Linked DNA regions of Homo sapiens: region 1 is linked to region 2. A link is a loop called in an ENCODE intact Hi-C map of the cell type or tissue named here. Cell type or tissue: PC-3. All regions are shown on one strand.

Evidence for each region. Hi-C counts contacts between places; a loop is a spot of excess contacts. Peaks named below come from ENCODE experiments on the same cell type or tissue, not always from the same donor. Only the 100,000 strongest peaks of a DNase experiment are listed, where the experiment ranks them.
Region 1: it touches region 2 in a loop (13-fold over the local background); 1 of 110 quality-filtered maps calls a loop at or near these places.

What each region holds. Positions count from the first base shown.
Region 1 is chr5:169,986,695-169,990,694 of GRCh38, forward strand. All of the region lies in intron 29 of DOCK2 (dedicator of cytokinesis 2), which reads left to right. Among named protein-coding and RNA genes, the nearest start is that of INSYN2B, 8.2 kb to the left of the region's middle. In PC-3, no CTCF peak of the experiment used is centred here; a DNase peak (open chromatin) is centred at 2,487; H3K27ac peaks cover 979 bases.
Region 2 is chr5:169,600,764-169,604,763 of GRCh38, forward strand. It overlaps SPDL1 (spindle apparatus coiled-coil protein 1), which reads left to right. Exons shown (of 12, transcript NM_017785.5): 11 at 517-862; 12 at 3,297-4,000. The coding sequence ends at 3,444. Among named protein-coding and RNA genes, the nearest start is that of SPDL1, 19 kb to the left of the region's middle. In PC-3, no CTCF peak of the experiment used is centred here; a DNase peak (open chromatin) is centred at 2,068; H3K27ac peaks cover 2,115 bases.

The DNA of each region.
Region 1 (4,000 bases), 390 kb after region 2:
TCCTGCCGATCAGTTCCTTTAAAACAGCATCTTTTTGGTTCTTCTCTTTTCTTTCTCCCTGCTTTCCTTTGGCTTATTTTATTTGTTTTAAATTCTTTCATGGAAAGCCCTTCAACTTATACTGGTGTCTAGTTTTATCTCCCTCTACCTATTGTTCTTGTTTTATATCAAAAAACCAAGCATTGTCTGGCAAAGATAGAAATATCCCTAGAGGGCAGAATAAGGGGAGAAGTTAAAAAGACAAAATCAGAATTCTCTGAAGTGGAAGGGAAAGAGCAAACACTAACTCAAACTTGCCCAAGCAAAAAGAGAATGTATTGGCACAGATAACTGAAAGAGCCCTGAGGTGTGGCTTCAGGCATGGATGTATCTAGGTGCTCAAATAGCAATGTAGGGAATCTGTGTGTGTGTCTCTCTCTGCTTTTTCTATTTACTTGATTCTCAGGCAGATGCTCTCTTAGTGGGGAAAATGGGCTCTAGAAGTTGCAGATATATTCCTTGTTGTATTTTCAACCACAATAGAATGAAAAGGCTTCTTTTCCTATAGGTACAGAAAAAATCCTGAGGCCACTCTTCAAAGGTCTGGCCTGAGCTACATGCCCATCCATGGACCTCTGCGGCCAGCCAAATGAAATGTGCTATTAAGTCAGGCTTGGATTTCATGACCCGCCTTTGGAACTGGGTCAGTTCTACCAAAACCACAAAGTCAGGGAATAAGGAAAGAAGCAGAGAGAGTAGTTCTTCAAAGGAAAATCTAGAAGTTGTTACCAGAAAGAGGACTAAATAATGGGCAGGTGAATGCACAGATGTCCAGCCTTGATCCAGGGTCTTGGGGTTGGAGCCCTGGCCAGGCAACTTCCCCTTCTGAGCTGTCCACACGGTCCTTCTGGAAGAAACATGTGCTGGGTCCCATGGGAGTGCTTTGAAGGAATATTTCCTCCTGAAATCCCAGCTTCATTCAAACTTTAGTCATTTTTGGGAGAGGCCCCCAGAAATGATACAGTAATCCTTATTTCTTTATACCTAGAAAATTAGAATGTAATTTCCTAACGGACCTAATACATTGGAAATCTCTCCTAAATAGAAATCATAGATTTGTATCTCTTAAGGGTCAGCCAAGTACTTATGTTTTGTACATTAAAGAAAAAAGTTAGACTCTAGAACACAGCCTGGGCTTCAGACTCTTTAATTCTGCCACTTTCTCTTTCTTGGGAAGTCATTTAACCTCTTGGAGTGTTAGTTTCCTAGTCTGTAAAATGGGGATAATGGTAGTTTCTATTTCATGAAAATTGCTTTGTGTGTACGAGGATAGAATGAGTTACTCCTTAGCACAGTGCCAGGATCAAGGAAAATATCAATAATAATAGCGTTGCCATCACTAGGTGATGACAACAAACTTAGCTTTAGACTAAAGAAGCATGTGTTAATGTCAACCAGAAAAGATTGCTTTTTTCTGCTTGCAGGCACATAGCTTAGTTCGAAGATTTCCTGCATCTTCTGGCCAAAATGATCTCTTATGTTTATAGAACACATGAAATGTTCTCACTATTTTTGCATTTTGTATATTATAATAGCTAACATTTATTAAGTACCGAGATCCATCACTGTTGCAAAGGCTTTACATGAAATTAGTTCATTTAATCCTCCCAACAACTTTATAATGTAGAACAACTATAATCCACGCATTATATAAGAGGAAGCTGAGGTACAGAATAGATAAGTAACATACTTCCTGTTGCATTGCTGAAAAGAAACAGAAGCCATTTCATTGAAAACAATGCTCTTAATCTCTGTATTATTATTATTATTATTGTTTTATTTATTTATTTATTTTTGAGACAGAGTTTCTATCTTGTTGCCGAGGCTGGAGTGTAATGGCATGCTCTCAGCTCACTGCAACCTCCGCCTCCTGGGTTCAAGTGATTCTCCTGCCTCAGCCTCCCAAGTAGCTGGGATTACAGGCATGCACCACTATGCTCAGCTAATTTTGTATTTTTAGTAGAGAAGGAGTTTCTCCCTGTTGGTCAGGCTGGTCTTGAACTCCCGACCTCAGGTGATCTGCCTGCCTCGGCCTCCCAAAGTAATCTCCATATTATTAAGTGCATTTTGCCCAGAGAGGTGAAATGACTCTCCAAGGTCATGCCACTAGTGAACAATTTCAACCCAATTTAGATAAACAGAACAGGTACCATGACTTATGCCAGACCAGTGTTCCCCAGAATACCATTTTCTTTTCTCCAAAAAGGTGCAACTTATTCATGTGGTCAGGGCCAACTTCACTTGTCAGTATGTCTGGACATTCCAACTAACTTTTCTTCCTTCCTTCCATGATCTGTATGTTATGATAGTTGGCCTGTTTTTATAATTTTTCTATTATCACTTATGATTTCTGTGTTATGTATGCATTAGTCATCTATTATTTACTTATCTGTTTGTTGGAAAAGGGAGTGGAGTTTTCTAGATTTTAATGTCTCCCCAGCTGTGTACTGTTTGCGTATGCAGACATAGTGACACATCTCCTGCAAGAAATACTTCCTGTTAGAGTGTTTTTCTTTTTGGTAAGCTGCAACACAGTAAGATCTGATTTACATGATGTTGTTAATTTTTAAATGATCAAGTTCTTTATAATGTTGTAAATGAACAAGATTATGCCTAGAAACCTCTTTTACCTCTCTTCCATCTGCACCTCACTCTAGAAATCCAACATTTTGAGGAGGCTTAGGATTTATGCATAGCCCTAAAGTTACCCTAAATGCAGCCAACCACCAAATATTTATTGAATTTCATGAGCATCCAGGGTTGTAGGCAATGGACAGGCCAATTTAAGCTATGGTCCCAGAAGGCAGAGGGCTTACGGTCTAGCTGGGGAAACAATAAATATTCCCATGGAAATGCAAGCTGCAGTTGCTGTCATGAATTTGGAGCCCAGACAGAGACCAGAGGCAGAACAGGGCAGTTAGGACTTATGGCTGCCTGGATTCAAATTCCATCTGAGCAAGATCCTTCACCACTCTAGACTCTGTTTTCCTCACTGTAAAATGTGGCTAATAATGATACCTACCACAAGGATATTTGTGGGAACTAAAATGAAGTAATATGTAGAAAGTAGTTAGAATAGTGTTTGACACATAGCAAGCGCTTCATAAATGTTAGTTATTTTTATTTTATATTTCTATTTCTATGGTTTGGGTATAGCCAAACTACTTCACTGAAGCAGCAAATCTGGGCTGGATCTTGTCTACCTTTTCATATGGTAGTTCCATCAGTGTGCTGATGAATCACTGACACCCATTTTCCCTTCATCCTACCTACCTTAATTTGTAGTGATTATTCGTTTTTGGGGTCCCCACCTCCTCCAATCCATGTAATCCAGAAAGAAAGAACCCTCTTAATGTTTTTTTTTTTCTTCTTCTTTTTCTTTTGAGACAGAGTCTCACTCTGTCGCCCAGGCTGGAGTGCAATGGCACGATCTCAGCTCACTGCAACCTCCACCTCCCAGATTCCGGTGATTCTCTTGCTTCAGCCCCCTCAGTAGCTGGCATTACAGGTGCACGCCACCATGCCTGGCTAATTTTTGTATTTTTAATAGAGACAGGGTTTCACCACATTGGCCAGGCTAGTCTCGAACTCCTGACCTCTGGTGACTCACCTGCCTCAGCCTCCCAAAGTGCTGGGATTACAGACATGAGCCACCATGCCCAGCTTACCTCTTCATGGTTTCATTAATCAGCAAAGAACACCTAATCCTGACATCCAGCTGGCTGCAGGATCCCGATCCCAGAGCCTGCTGCATCCCTAACTGGAATCCCAAATTATGCAGAAAATGTTTCCGGGCACTTGGGGTGAACCGTGTCCTGTCACTGAGCTGGAATATGCTGATTCATTCGAACCTTTTGGCCCATGGAGCATTTTGTGTGTTGTAAAGGAGGCACTGAAATGCTCTGTGGGAGAATAGGTATCCCAGCGGCTCAAGAGGAGGGATGTCTGTGTCTCCCAGCCA
Region 2 (4,000 bases):
CAGGCATATATTACCAATATTCAGAAAGTTTGGCCTATTCTTGTCATTTAATCCTTCTAATACACAATACCAAGTGAAGTGGGTGCTTTTAATCCCCATTTTACAGATAAAATGAAGCTCAGAGAGGTTAAATAATTCCCCAAAGACATGGCTGTCACATACGAGGATTAGGATTCGAACCTGGACTCTGCCGCTGTCTCTTCATCTCCACACTGAGATCTTATGAACCACCTTTTTCAAAACACCAAGAGAGAACAGTGAAGCATTCATGCCTAAAGTCAAAATATTGAATTCCCAAGGAAAAATATATAGCCAAATAAACTTTAAAATATATAGTTTATATAGATTCCATGATAAAGAATAAAAGGTAGAAACAAAGGATGCATTTCAGTGAGGAGATGGTTGCATTTTAAAAGAATGGAAAAAGGTATACATATAACTAGTTCTGGCTTCTTGTGTTGATTGTGTCTTTGTTTTCTTAGATTTTTTCTTTTCCCCACTCGTTTTTATTCTCAGAGACAGTTGAAGTGCCTGTACTGAAAAAGAGGCGTGAGGTGCTCCCTGTGGATATAACCACCGCTAAAGATGCATGTGTCAACAACAGTGCTCTCGGGGGAGAAGTTTATCGATTACCGCCTCAGAAAGAGGAGACACAGTCCTGCCCTAACAGTTTAGAAGATAACAACTTGCAATTAGAAAAATCAGTTTCTATATACACACCAGTAGTCAGTCTCTCTCCTCACAAAAATCTGCCCGTGGATATGCAGCTGAAGAAGGAAAAGAAATGTGTGAAACTCATAGGAGTTCCCGCTGACGCTGAGGCCTTAAGTGAAAGAAGTGGAAACACCCCTAACTCTCCCAGGTCAGTGTCCTCTTTTCCTCCAGGCAGCCAGCAGACCTCTCCATCTCTCCTCTCTCGCTGCATGAACTGTGCTGTCTGTTTCTTTATCTACTTTCTTACAATTGCATGCAGTATAATTCCTCAGTTTCATCTACCTACCTTCAACTTTTCCAGAACTTTAAGAAAGACTAAACTGATTGCAAAGGGAAAGGACTCTTGAATAAGGCAATCACATTAAAAAGTTACACGTTTCTGTTTCATGAAAGGGAATATCACAGTTTAACACATCTCTGAATGTTTTATCAGTTTGAATACATGTACTGTTATTTTTCTCCTGGTTCAAGCATGGCCATGAAAGAAAAATTAACTTACTTTCTCAAAGGGCTTTCCAGTAGTCTAAGAAATTTCAGCCTTCTAGGAAACTTAGGTGAATTTTTTATGTCTTTTGAATTGCTTATCCTAGGCATTCAAAAATGGGCTTCAATACTTATTTTGACATTTTTACATATCAAAGCTAACTCATTTTCATTGTTTCCAAAACTTGAAAGCCTCTAGTTTCTGCATAATTGAGTTTGTGACTAAAAGAAATAGCGTCAGATATGTGTGTCTGAAGGAATTAATGTCCCAAGGGCTTTGTCTTAATAAAAATAATTGAGGTCAGAAGGTAAGAGAAAGTGAATGGAAGGGAAAGGTAAGTAGCAGTGGCTGAGGCTCGAGTTCTGGATGTGCGCAGCAGGAGAAGTGAATGAGGAAATTGAAGAAAGTAAAAGAAAGATGAAGGATGTCTGCATGCAATGGGATTGTTAGAGGCATTTAAAACAAATATCTAGACATTCAAAAAGATGTGCCAATAACTAGCCTAGATTATCTCCTATGAAATGAGATGTTGAAGGTGCTACTAGGGCTACCTTAGTCTTAGAGAGTGGAGACAGATTAATAAGACATTTTACTAATGTGCATTTGAGTAGAGAGAGTAAGACAGCCCTGTTTAAAAGGGCTTATATGTTTTATCTGATTTCTCTCCAAGTCTTCAGTGCTACTAAATGTAATATTCAACAGTAAAAGCACTTTAACAATGTTAGCTGCTATTATTATAAGGCATAGTAATTTTATTACTCCCTCCTTGGATTTTTATAGAATGTTATAACCTCTGAGTCACATAAAATAAAAGCTTACCATTCTTAAGGAAAAAGTAACTTCAAATGAGTATCTGCCACATACCCATGGTTTCAAAGAGTTCTGAAATGAATCCAGCAGATTATGCCTGTTTATATGTGATGCATTGTATAAACATCCTTGACCAGTGTATATTTCTGGAGGTGGATTTCCAGAATTGATAAGTGCCAGCCTTGCTATCTGTATTGTCTTCATTCCTTTTTCTGCCTTTTTTTGCTTGATAAAAAATCACTTAAGCAAATGTATGTGGCTAATTGACTCAAGTAGCACGTTGGAAACTTTTTGTCTTGTTCGTTAAACAAAAAATAAAATACCACAAAACATTTGTGTGTGTGTGTGTGTGTGTGAGTCCATCTGCTAACTTAAAATGTTTCCGACTCTTTGTTTTCTGCCTGTTTAACTTAGATACACAATCCTAAGATAATTTTGGAACAATAAATATGGCTTTTATTGGGAACTTCACTATTGCATGCTTTACAAAACTAATTGGTGTTCTTGTTACCGAGAATCTTTACAGGCCTTTAAGAATCTCTCTACTGTTTATCTTTTCTTTATTCTACTAGTTGAAACTCAATTTTTTAATATGAAACAAATAGACATCTATTCATGCAGCCCAAGATTCCATGTTATTTTTGTCTTGCCTTTTGTATGTCATGTTAACATTAAAATATTGCTGTAACATTTCAGTTTTTGTGTTAGGTGTGCTTATCATGATAGGTGCCCTGTCATATTTTCTTTAATTTAGGGCTTGCCATGACTTTTTAAAGATATTCTTTAGACTTAAAAAATAATTGGCCCAGCGTGGTGCCTCACACCTGTAATCCCGGCACTTTGGGAGGCTGAGGCAGGTGGATCACGAGGTCAAGAGATCAAGACCATCCTGACCAACGTGGTGAAACCCTGTCTCTACTAAAAATACGAAAATTAGCTGCATGTGGGGGTGCGCACCTATAGTCCCAGCTACTCCGGTGGCTGAGGCAGGAGAATCGCTTGAACCCGGGAGGCGGAGGTTGCAGTGAGCCGAGATCATGCCACTGCGCTCCAGCCTGGTGACAGAGTGAGACTCTGTCTCAAAAAGTAATAATAACAATAATTGAGCCTATTGATATAAAAAGACTTTTAGACAGCCAGTGACTTAATATTCTTACAGTATTAGAGTCAACTATATTTTTTTTCCTTGAATACCATGCCTTATTGGAGGCCCATTATACTGGGGGTTTGTTTCTTCAATCCTTCATAACCACATTTGAATTCAGAGTGGATGCTTTAATGCCTGTAGGTTAGCTGCTGAATCAAAGCTTCAAACAGAAGTTAAAGAAGGAAAAGAAACTTCAAGCAAATTGGAAAAAGAAACTTGTAAGAAATTACACCCTATTCTATATGTGTCTTCTAAATCTACTCCAGAGACCCAGTGCCCTCAACAGTAAAGACTTGTCTTTAATAAGAGTACGGTGCCACTTGCCTCAAAAGTTACTATGGTGCTTAAGATTGTCTTGATCTGACATATATCACCTTCTGGGTTATTTACTCATTGTGCCAGGACCTGGCATTTTCATGTGCCTTTGACCAAGTGTTCAGAATTTGCTTGACTCTAACCTGGAGAGCTTCTTAAGTGATGCCCCTTCATGGAGCTTCTATGACAGTGAATAAACTATTAATTGAAGGAAAATGTTATAATTAATGTATCTATTTGCTGCATTGTATATGGATTAAATGATAAAAAACAAGTAATCTACCCTCAGAGCCATGTATTTGAGAATGCTTCAATCATATTTTCCTATGTACTTTTTTTTATAAACTTAGTTTTAGACTATGTTGTAAAAATGGGAAGGTTGTAAACTATGTTGTAAAAATAGGAAATGTGGCTTAAAATATATACATTATATTGTTTCAGGATTTTGTCAGTGTTTAAAGAACCAATGTTCATCTTTGTATTTATATACATGATTTAAATTTTGTCTAAAATTTTAAATAAAACTGCAG